Regions from separate parts of the Homo sapiens genome. Here region 1 is linked to region 2. Evidence: read pairs that join two places in POLR2A ChIA-PET (ENCODE). Cell type or tissue: OCI-LY7. All regions are shown on one strand. Each heading gives the region's core, and the rest is flanking DNA. Links, peaks and the distances in the headings are about the cores only. Region 1 overlaps JMY (junction mediating and regulatory protein, p53 cofactor). Region 2 overlaps LOC124900191 (a long non-coding RNA gene).

Region 1 (5,381 bases), core at 74-5,073, 570 kb before region 2:
TCTAAAACAGTTTTTTGGCCGGGTGCAGTAGCTCACGCCTGTAATCCCAGCACTTTGGGAGGCCAAGGCGGGCGGATCACGAGGTCAGGAGATCAAGACCATCCTGGCTAACAAGGTGAAACCTGTCTCTACTGAAAATACAAAAAATTAGCCAGGCATGGTGGCGGGCGCCTGTAGTCCCAGCTACTCAGGAGGCTGAGGCAGGAGAATGAATGGCATGAACCTGGGAGGCAGGGCTTATAGTAAGCCAAGATCGTGCCACTCACTCCAGCGTGGGTGACAGTGATAGCGCAAGACTCTGCCTCAAAAAATTACATAAATAAATAAAATAAAATAAAATAACTTTTCCCACTCTTTCTCTCACTGCATTTACTGTCATTCTATGTTAGATTAATGACTACTATTTAAACTAAAATTGAGCCAAAACTCATTTCTTATGGTTCAGTTCCTCTACTGAAGCATTTTTAGTTATTCTAAGAAAAAACACTGTTATTACTGAATCACAGAATGATCTTCAGCGTTAGAAGGCAGGCACAGAGTGACAAAATCAGCCTAGTTTCTCTCCAGCATTGGCCAGGGTCTTATCTCCAGTGCATGGGTCATTCAACAAAGTTGGCCTTAATGCAATGGCCATTAAAATTATATTAACTCTTTTCATTCTGATGAAATATTATTTGCTTTTAAAAATCATGATTTATGCCAGGCGCAGTGGCTCACACCTGTAATTCCAGCACTTTGGCAGGCTTTACCTCCTACAGTGAGGTAGGAGGATCACTTGAGCTCAGGAGTTCAAGACCAGCCTGGGCAACATAGTGAGACCATGTCTCTACAAAAAAAAAAAATTAAAAATTATGGCCAGGTGAAGTGGCTCACACCTGTAATTCCAGCCCTCTGGGAGGCTGAGGTCAGCGGATTGCTTAAGCCCAGGAGTTCGAAACCAGCCTGGGTAACACAGTAAAACCCCACCTCTACTAAAAACACAAAAAATTAGCCAGGTGTGGTGGCACACAGCTGTAGTCCCAGCTACTCAGGAGGTTGAGGTGAAAGAATCACCTGAGCCCGGGAGGGCCAGGCTGCAGTGAGCCAAGATCACATCACTGTACTCTACCCTGGGCAACCAGAGTGAGACCCTATCTTTAAAAAAAAACAAAAAGGCCAAGCACAGTGACTCGCGCCTGTAATCCCAGCACTTTGGGAGGCTGAGGCAGGCAGATCACCAGAGGTCAGGAGTTTGAGACCAGCCTGGCCAACATGGTGAAACCCCGTCTCTACTAATTAGCTGGGTGTGGTGGCAGGCGCCTGTAATCCCAGCTACTCTGGAGGCTGAGGCAGGAGAATTGCTTGCACCTGGGAGGCGGAGACTGCAGTGAGCCGAGATCGTACCACTGCACTCCAGCCTGGGCGACAAGAGTGAAACTCTGTTTCAAAAAAAAAAAAAGACGGACATGGTGGCACACATCAGGATGCCAAAGCAGGAGGCTGATGCTGTAGTAAGCCATGATTGCACCGGTGTACTCCAGCCTAGACAAAAAGGCAAGACTCTATAAAAAAAAATTTTAGTGGCCACAGGCGGTGGCTCACACCTACAATCCCAGCACTTTGGAACACCTTGAGGTCAGGAGTTCAAGACCAGCCTGGGCCACATGGTGAAAACCCTGTCTCCACAAAAAAGTGAAAAATCAGCCAGGCGTAGTGGCGCACACCTGTTGACCCAGCTAGTCAGGAAGTTGAGGCTGCAGGATCACTTGAGCCCGGGAGATGGAGGTTGCAGTGAGTTGAGATCACGCTACTGCACACTAGCCTGGGTGACAGAGCACATCCTGCCTGAAAAGAAAAAAAAAATCAAAAAACCTGTTTGTAACAAAGACCGTGCATATTCAAGGATACTTGGGTCTGAGTCTTCTCGGCAGCTGTCCTTACTTTGGCCCAAGTAAACTCTTCAAATATATTTTGTGCCTCAGCCTCTTCCTTTTAGGTCAAAGGCAATAATTCCCTTCTTCCAAGAATATGTACATACAAAGAAGCCCTTTATCTTATACTTCGCTTGAAAACTAACACTTTCTTCGAGATAATGGTTTTCTACCAGGTTTCAGGAATAGCAAAAGTGTTAAAAGAATGAGGGGAAAAAAATGGTGCCAACATCTTTCAATAGTAAAATCCCCCTGAGTCATTTACAAGTGATCAAATGCCACAATTCAACAGTAAGCGAACCCTCAAACACTAGGCTTCTTTGGGCTCTTCTTACAGGGTCAATAAAGTAAATGTAATACAAAGTTTAGATACTATTTTCTGCCAACACAAAAACATCAAGTCATTATATGATTATTAATTAAGTCACAATACCACTGTACACAAATATGTACAATAACTGAGGACAGAATATCAGTTACTCTATCCAAACATTAACATTTTTATCTATTATTTCCACCATGCTTTTTGTCCTCAGACAGAATAGTACTTTACAAAGCTATTATGCAGCACCTAAACTTAATACTCTTGCAGAGAAGCCCAAGCCATCTCACCTAACACTGCTAATTTATTAATCTGCCTTCTTTCCTATAAAGTTTCATGTTTTTCCAATACTAGACTACCTTAAAAACAATTTTAATTTCAATTGGTCAAACTATTTTAATCTAAGTATTGGCAAATAATCTTAAAATACAGGGAATGCATTTTATAACTTCATTTCAAAAGATACAATTTACTAAGCATTAGACTTTCGTGTAAACCGTTTCCTATAATTCATGATAAAAGAATTCAACAGGTGAAAAAATAATCACTAACTTGATATAATTATAAAACTTAATTTTTGATTTTGCTAACTAAAAACTGACAAAGTCCAGGGAATAAATAAACTGAGCTATGGGCATTTGCAGGTTATAAACTGCAAAATGTGTAAGGTACTATAAATAATGCATATAAAAGACTAAAAGGAATTATAAAGAAAGTCGAATTATTTAGGATTAAGGATATTTGAGATGAAGAGGGAAGGCCTTAATTTAAAATGCAGCAGATGCACCTAAAATGTGAAAGATGCATTTTGCTAAATTTGAGAAGATTCACTGAGAGCCACACTGAATAAGAACGCAGATGGATCTGAATGAGAATACAACCACAAAGGGTTTCAGAAGTGCTGAAGCTCAACCAGCACAACATAAAAACGGCCACAGCAGGATTCAGCAGAAAGGAAGGACAAAGAGCAGGGGCCTGGAAAGTAAAGCTTTGATAATTTCTGCTTCAAAATCTGACATATCTCTTGTAGGATTTTAGAAAATGATTTTGCTCTATTGATTCACTTAAGAAACATGAAGCAGAGGTTGGGCATGGTGGCTCACGCCTGTAATCCCAGCACTTTGGGAGGCCTAGACGGGCAGATCACTTGAGGCCAGGAGTTTGACAGCAGCTTGGCCAACATGGTGAAACCCTGTCTCTACTAAAAATACAAAAATTAGCCGGGCATGGTAGTGCACGCCTGTAATCCCAGCAGGGTTATTTGCCAAAGTTAAGGAAATATGCCCGGGAGACAGGTCTACGCCTTTCTCTGAAGATAATTTTGAGGGCTCCAAATTTAAAGGGGAAAGGGCAGGTTACTGAGAAGTACACAATTTTCATGTAAGGGGGGTTAGGGAAAATAGTAATTCACGCCTTTGTCTGGCCCAGTGAATCTGCACTTTATTTTTTTAGAGACAGCCTCTCGCTTTTTCACCCATGCTGGAGTACAGTGGCTCCATCATGGCTCATTATAACCTCAACCTCCAGGGCTTAAGTGATCTTCCTGTCTCAGCCTCCTGAGTAGCTGGGACTACAGTCACGTGCCACTATGCCTGGCTAATTTTTTGATTATTATTATTATTATTATTTGTAGAGACGGCACTTTTACATAAGATAACCCAAACAAAATGGGGCAGGAGAACAATCAGATATGCATTTGTCTGGTGGGCAGGGGGGTGACTGCACCTGTAAGGATATGCTATCAATTTACATTGCCATGGTAAAATTTTAGCAGAAAAACCTCAGGGTAAAGATCTTGGAGCTCACTATGAATTTGCTTGTGGGCAAAATATGGCGGAAGCATGTAGCTTTTCATCTTGTAGCCATCTTATTTAGGAACCAAAAGGGACAGGTTTGTGTGACCCAGTTCCCAGCTTAACTTTTCCCTTTGGCTTAATGAGTTTGGGGTCCCTAGATTTATTTTCCTTTCACAAAATCTATAAGTAATATCTTTACCATTAATTATTAAAACATGCAAATAATTACTGTGAAAGGGAGTGACTTAGGATACTTGGATGGAAGGAACCTACCCCAGCAATGATACTGCATCTGTGGCCCTGGGAACTGCCTTTAGGTCCATTTGGTCTGTTTCCCCTACTGAGAAATAAGGACCAGTGCCATACATTTCCACATTTACACTGCCCATCTCTGTTCTTGCTTTGTAAAACTACTGAATTATTTTTATATTATTCCTGCTAATTATTACTTGTTAATACTAAAATCTGAGAAAAAAAAAGACTCAAGGGACATGAAATCAAAAAAGAAAAAAAAAATCTGGGGCCAGGTGTGGTCGCTCATGCCTGCAATCCCAGCACTTTGGGAGGCCAAGGTGGGTGGATCACTTGAGCTCAAGGGTTTGAGACCAGCCTGGGCAACATGGCAAAACCCCGTCTCTACAAAAAAAAAAAAAACCCACAAAAATCAGCTGGGTATGGTGGTTCATGCCCATATTCCCAGCTACTCAGGAGGCTGACGTGGGAGGATCGCTTGCTCCCAGGAGGTTGAGGCTGCAGTGAGGCAAGATCAAGCCACTCATGGCAGTGGCGGGCCATCTAGACTGGCTGCTGCCATCACATCAGTTGCAGTGGGGAGGCATAAGCGGTGGTGGCAAGAGCAGCTGTGGGAGCGGCAGTGGTGGCAGTGGGTTTCCTGTGCCCCATGTCCTGGAGGCACCTGACTGAACCACCCCCACCATCACAGGGCCAGGCAGGAACCACTCCCAGGCCTGGAGTCTCCGCCACAGCCTCAACCTTGCTTCCTACCGCATCCCAAGGGTCTGTGAGCACCTGGCTGAAGGGTACAGCTAGGACTTGTGAGGCCAGCCCTGGGTGCGTCAGGTTCATTTGTGTGGCGCTGGCCAGGGCTGCCATGCCACCTGTACCTCGACCACTGTCCTGGGAGACACTGCAATGGGGCCAGGCTGAGTTGCCTGCCAGCAGGGTAGCAGTACAGTCGGGCACTGAGGGGCAGGCAGAGAGGGGCCCTGAGGCAGAGGTGGGCCCAGGATGTGCATATGCCATGCTCCATGGAGCCAGTGGGAGCCAGGGGCATGCAGGATTCCCACCCTCCCAGGGGTGGCTACAGCTGCCCAAGCTACAGCTGCAGATCCA
Region 2 (5,381 bases), core at 157-5,156:
TAAAGGCTGGCCGCATAGAGAGAGTAAATGTTTTCAGTAAAAGCAAAAGAACAATTTTTTTATAAGCACAAAAATATGTTCCCTACCTTCTCTAAGAGCCATAAAATTGCTCAAATGTTTCCCTATCCAACCACTCAAGTGATGCTTAGACCTCTCCCTGCTGCTCACTCATCCCTTCCTAAGGGTGAGTGGAGACTGTGCTTGCACACCTGTGGTGATGGGAAACTGACTTCCACTTTAGGCAACCCCTTCACCTTTCTCAGCCTTGACTGTTCTTATTTTTATAATCTACCCCATATGGAGCTCTGATTATGTGCCCAGCACTCTGCTAAGAGCTTTACAAATAATTCATTTAATCCCTGCCACAGCCCTGCAAATGTTGTTATTTCCATTTTGCAAATGAGGAAATGCAGAGAGCTTAACTGCTTGCCCAAGTTCCCACAGTGAGTGAGTGAGGGCAGGGCCAGCAGGTAAGCAGCAGCTGGTCTGGCTGTAATTCCTTGTTCTTTCTATTTGTTCTTCCTTTTGTCAAGCCCAAAATACCCCCTCTCCATAGCTTCTACCCACTCAGGAGCATGGGGCAAAAGCCAAACCTCTGTCCCTCAGGAGAGCACGGGGAAAGGCCAATTCTGTCTTCCACATGAGCACTCTTCAGCTATTTCGAGATATTTATCTGACGTTCATTCTACTCCTGGCTAAAGTTTTCCTGAAAAAAGAAATTTTAAAAAAGATCAATACCTGTTTTGAGAATATTAAGTGTACTTCTCCCTTCAGTTTCTAAGCTTTTTTCCTACTTGAGGCACTGGTTCAGCCTCATAAAGGGGCATAGGCTGGGTGGGTGTCTTCAGTGTGTGCTTGGAAGCTGCTGCTCAGAAAACAGCTGAGACTCTGCCTTACACCCACCTTGTGAAGGGCCACAGTGGATCTGTACAAGCCAGGAGCTTCTTTAGTCTTGTCCTGGCACACCCAGCACATCAGCCACTTTGAATGGAGCTCCTGCAGGAGGAGACTCAGCTGAGTCCCAGAGCAATAGTAATTGCTTCATAACAGGGATCATAAAGAGACTTTGTTGTGTGTCCTTAAAGCAGCTTCAAATTACAGATTCAGATTGGGCAAATACCCCTATAAATCCCACCGGATAGCCTGGTTCCTTGGTTATAAGCAGGTTTGTTTTTCTGTACTGTTACCCAAATTCCCCTGATTGTAATCCCTCATAAGCCTATTTAAACTGCAGAATCCTGGACTCCACAGAGGAGTTCTGGACCTCCTAAGTCCGAATCTTCAAGAGAGGGACCTGCAGTTTGAATAAGCCTCTCCCAAGGGTTCTCATCATCCCTTAGTGTATTAGTCCGGTTTCACACTGCTATAAAGATACTACCTGAGACTGGGTAATTTATAAACAAAGGAAGTGTAATTGACTCACAATTCCGCATGGCTGGGGAGGCCTCAGGAAATTTACAATCACAGTGGAAGGGGAAACAGACCCTTTTTTACAAGATGGCAGGAGAGAGGGAGAGTGAATGTGCAGGGGAAACTGCCATTTATAAAACCATCACATCTTGTGAAAACTCACTCAACTATCACAAGAACAGCATGGGGGAAACTGTCCCCATGATCCAATCACCTCCCACCAGGTTCCTTCCTCAACACCTGGGGATTACAATTAAAATGAGATTTGGGTGGGGACACAGAGCCAAACCATATCACCTAAGCTTGGAAAGCATTGTTTTGAGGAGTTCTTTGCGTGAAATTCCATTCCTTGTCCTTTATTTTTTATTTTTTGAGAATCTCGCTCTGTTGCCCAGGCTTGAGTGCAGTGGTGAGATTTCGACTCACTGCAACCTCCACCTCCCAGGCTCAGATGATTCTCCTGCCTCAGCCTCCTGAGTAGCTGGGATTACAGGCATGCACTACCACACCCAGCTAATTTTTGTATTTTTATCCATTCATCAGTTAGTAGACATTTGGGTTATTCCAGTCTGGAGCTATCATGAATAAAGCTACTATGAATATTCCAACTCAGGTCTTGCTGCAGACATGTGTTTTCATTTCTCTTGAGGAAATACCCAGGAATGGGATTGCTGTGTCATATGCTATGTGTATGCTTACCTTTATCAAGGTGTATGCTTACTCTTTGTCAATCAAGAGATTGATCAGCTGTTTTTCAAAGTGGCAGTATCATTTTGCAATTGCACCAGCAATATACTACTGAATTTTTTTGAAAAAGACAATTATTTGTAGAGAGATCTACAAATACCTTTATTTTGCATCATCAGCACAGATGTAGAATTAGTTTTGTTAAAGCACTTCTTTTTTTTTTTTTTTTTTTTTTTGAGATGGAGTTTTGCTCTTGTTGTCCAAGCTGGAGTGCAATGGCACGATCTCCACTCACCGCAACCTCCGCCTCCCGGGTTCAAGCGATTCTCCTGCCTCAGCCTCTCCAGTAGCTGGGATTACGGGCATGTGCCACCATGCCCAGCTAATTTTGTATTTTTAGTAGAGACAGGGTTTCTCCATGTTGGTCAGGCTGATCTCAAACTCCCGACCTCAGGTGATTCACTCGTCTTGGCCTCCCAAAGTTCTGGGATTACAGGCGTGAGCCACTGCGCCTGGCCTTAAAGCACTTCTTAAGAGTTCTGGGCTTGGAGTCAGATTGAGCTGGGTCTGTTACAAAATTCAACAATACTGTGTCCATGATTTTGGACAAGTGGCTAGATCTCTCCAAATGTATTTCCCTTATTTGTAAGACAGAGATAATAATTCCTCTCTGCTTAGAGAAGTCGTAAGGATTAAAGGAGATGAAACACATAAAGCACTTAATACATTACCTGATATATAATAATCATGATTAACATGTTACTCTTATTATTTTCATTAACTTCTTTATAATAGTATTTGTTGCAGTAGGGTTTAAACATATGAGAACATGTACTATGAACTTCACTTCTTTAGGGTTTCTTTTGGGTAATAATTTAGAACTCAAGAAAACCACAGGAAGCTGAAAAAGGACGTTTTGTCATTGAAAAAAGATATTTGTAGTTATTTAGAATGAACAACCAGCAAGTCATTTTACATTCTTTCTAGAATTTCTAACTTCAGTTTCCTAATTTGTAAAATGGGGGTCAGGGTGGCGGTGGAGGTAGCCATTCTTACCCTGCCTTTCTCACAGTGTTGCTGTAAAGGTCAAAGGAAAAACTGAACATTATAAATTGTCAAGTATTATATAAATATTTACCACCAGTGAAAGTTTTAGAGGAATTTTTTTTTTTTTTTTTTTTTGAGATGGAGTCTCACTCTGTGACCCAAGCTGGAGTGTAGTGACACGATCTCGGCTCACTGCAATCTCCACAGCCCTGGTTCAAGTGATTCTCCTGCCTCAGCCTCCTGAGTTGCTGGGATTACAGGCACCTGCCACTGCGCCTGGCTAATTTTTGTAGTTTTAGTAGAGACGGGGTTTCACCATCGTGGCCAGGCTGGTCTTGAACTACTGACCTCATGAACCACCTGCCTCAGCCTCCAAAAGTGCTGGGATTACAGGCATGAGCCACTGCACCTGGCCAAGGATAAATTTTGTAAGATATGATTTAATTAGAAAATAGAAATTATAAGATAATAATGTCCTTTAGTAATTTCCTTTTTCTTTTTTTTATTATTATACTTCAAGTTCTAGGGTACATGTGCACAACATGCAGGTTTGTTACATATGTATATGTGTGCCATGTTGGTGTCCTGCACCCATTAACTCATCATTTACATTAGGTATATCTCTTAATGCTATCCCTCCCCAACCCCACCCCACAACAGGCCACGGTGTGTGATGTTCCCCTTCCTGTGTCCATGTGTTCTCATTGTTCAATTACCACCTATGAGTGAGAACATGCGGTGTTTGGTTTTTTGTCCTTGTGATAGTTTGCTGAAAATGATGGTTTCCAGCTTCATCCATGTCCCTACAAAGGACATGAACTCATCCTTTTTTATGGCTGCATAGTATTCCATGCTGTATATGTGCCACATTTTCTTAATCCAGTCTATCGTTGATGGACATTTGGGTTGCCTCCATGTCTTTGCTATTGTGAATAGTGCTGCAGTAAACATACGTGTGCATGTGTCTTTATAGCAGCATGATTTATAATCATTTGGGTAGATACCCAGTAATGGGATGGCTGGGTCAAATGGTATTTCTAGTTCTAGATCCTTGAGGAATCACCACACTGTCTTCCACAATGGTTGAAGTAGTTTACAGTAAAAGTGTTCCTATTTCTACACATCCTCTCCAGCACCTGTTGTTTCCTGACTTTTTAACGATCACCATTCTAACTGGTATGACATGGTATCTCATTGTGGTTTTGATTTGCATTTCTCTGATGGCCAGTGATGATAAGCATTCTTTCATGTGTCTTTTGGCTGCATAAATGTCTTCTTTTGAGAAGTGTCTGTTCACATCCTTTGCCCACTTTTTGATGGGGTTGTTTGTGTTTTTCTTGTAAAGTTGTTTGAGTTCTTTGTAGATTCTGGATATTAGCCCTTTGTCAGATGAGTAGATTGCAAAAATTTTCTCCCATTCTGTAGGTTGCCTGTTCACTCTGATGGTAGTTTCTTTTGCTGTGCAGAAGCTCTTTAGTTTAATTAGATCCCATTTATCAATTTTGGCTTTTGTTGCCATTGCTTTTAGTGTTTTAGACATGAAGTCCTTGCCCATGCCTATGTCCTAAATGGTATTGCCTAGGTTTTCTTCCAAGGATTTTATGGTTTTAGGTCGAACATTCAAGTCTTTAATCCATCTTGAATTAATTTTTGTATAAGGTGTAAGGAAGGGATCCAGTTTCAGCTTTCTACATATGGCTAGCCAGTTTTCCCAGCATGATTTATTAAATAGGGAATCCTTTCCCCATGTCTTGTTTTTGTCAGGTTTGTCAAAGATCAGATGGTTGTAGATGTATGGTATTATTTCTGAGGGCTCTGTTCTGTTCCATTGGTCTAGATCTCTGTTTTGGTACCAGTACCATGCTGTTTTGGTTACTGTAGCCTTGTAGTATAGTTTGAAGTCAGGTAGTGTGATGCCTCCAGCTTTGTTCTTTTGGCTTAGGATTGACTTGGCAATGTGGGCTCTTTTTTGGTTCCATATGAACTTGAAAGTAGTTTTTTCCAATTCTGTGAAGAAAGTCATTGGTAGCTTGATGGGGATGGCATTGAATCTATAAATTACCTTGGGCAATATGGCGATTTTCATGATATTGATTCTTCCTATCCATGAGCATGGAATGTTCTTCCATTTGTTTGTGTCCTCTTTTATTTTGTTGAGCAGTGGTTTGTAGTTCTTGAAGAGGTCCTTCACATCCCTTGTAAGTTGGATTCCTAGGTATTTTATTCTCTTTGAAGCA

What was found. Peaks named below come from ENCODE experiments on the same cell type or tissue, not always from the same donor. Only the 100,000 strongest peaks of a DNase experiment are listed, where the experiment ranks them.
Region 1: POLR2A ChIA-PET joins it to region 2 with 6 read pairs; 1 of 35 experiments calls an interaction of 5 or more read pairs at or near these places.

What each region holds. Positions count from the first base shown.
Region 1 is chr5:79,259,859-79,265,239 of GRCh38, reverse strand. The region is part of intron 1 of JMY (junction mediating and regulatory protein, p53 cofactor); the gene reads right to left. Among named protein-coding and RNA genes, the nearest start is that of JMY, 26 kb to the right of the region's middle. RefSeq lists enhancers at 925-1,449, 1,515-1,694, 2,861-3,398, 3,399-3,936, 5,151-5,381. In OCI-LY7, for the core only: no CTCF peak of the experiment used is centred there; DNase peaks (open chromatin) are centred at 1,050, 1,729 and 3,139; H3K4me3 peaks cover 2,563 bases; H3K27ac peaks cover 4,704 bases.
Region 2 is chr5:78,686,336-78,691,716 of GRCh38, reverse strand. The region is part of intron 4 of LOC124900191 (a long non-coding RNA gene); the gene reads left to right. Among named protein-coding and RNA genes, the nearest start is that of LHFPL2, 40 kb to the right of the region's middle. In OCI-LY7, for the core only: no CTCF peak of the experiment used is centred there; no DNase peak of the experiment used is centred there; H3K4me3 peaks cover 279 bases; H3K27ac peaks cover 1,016 bases.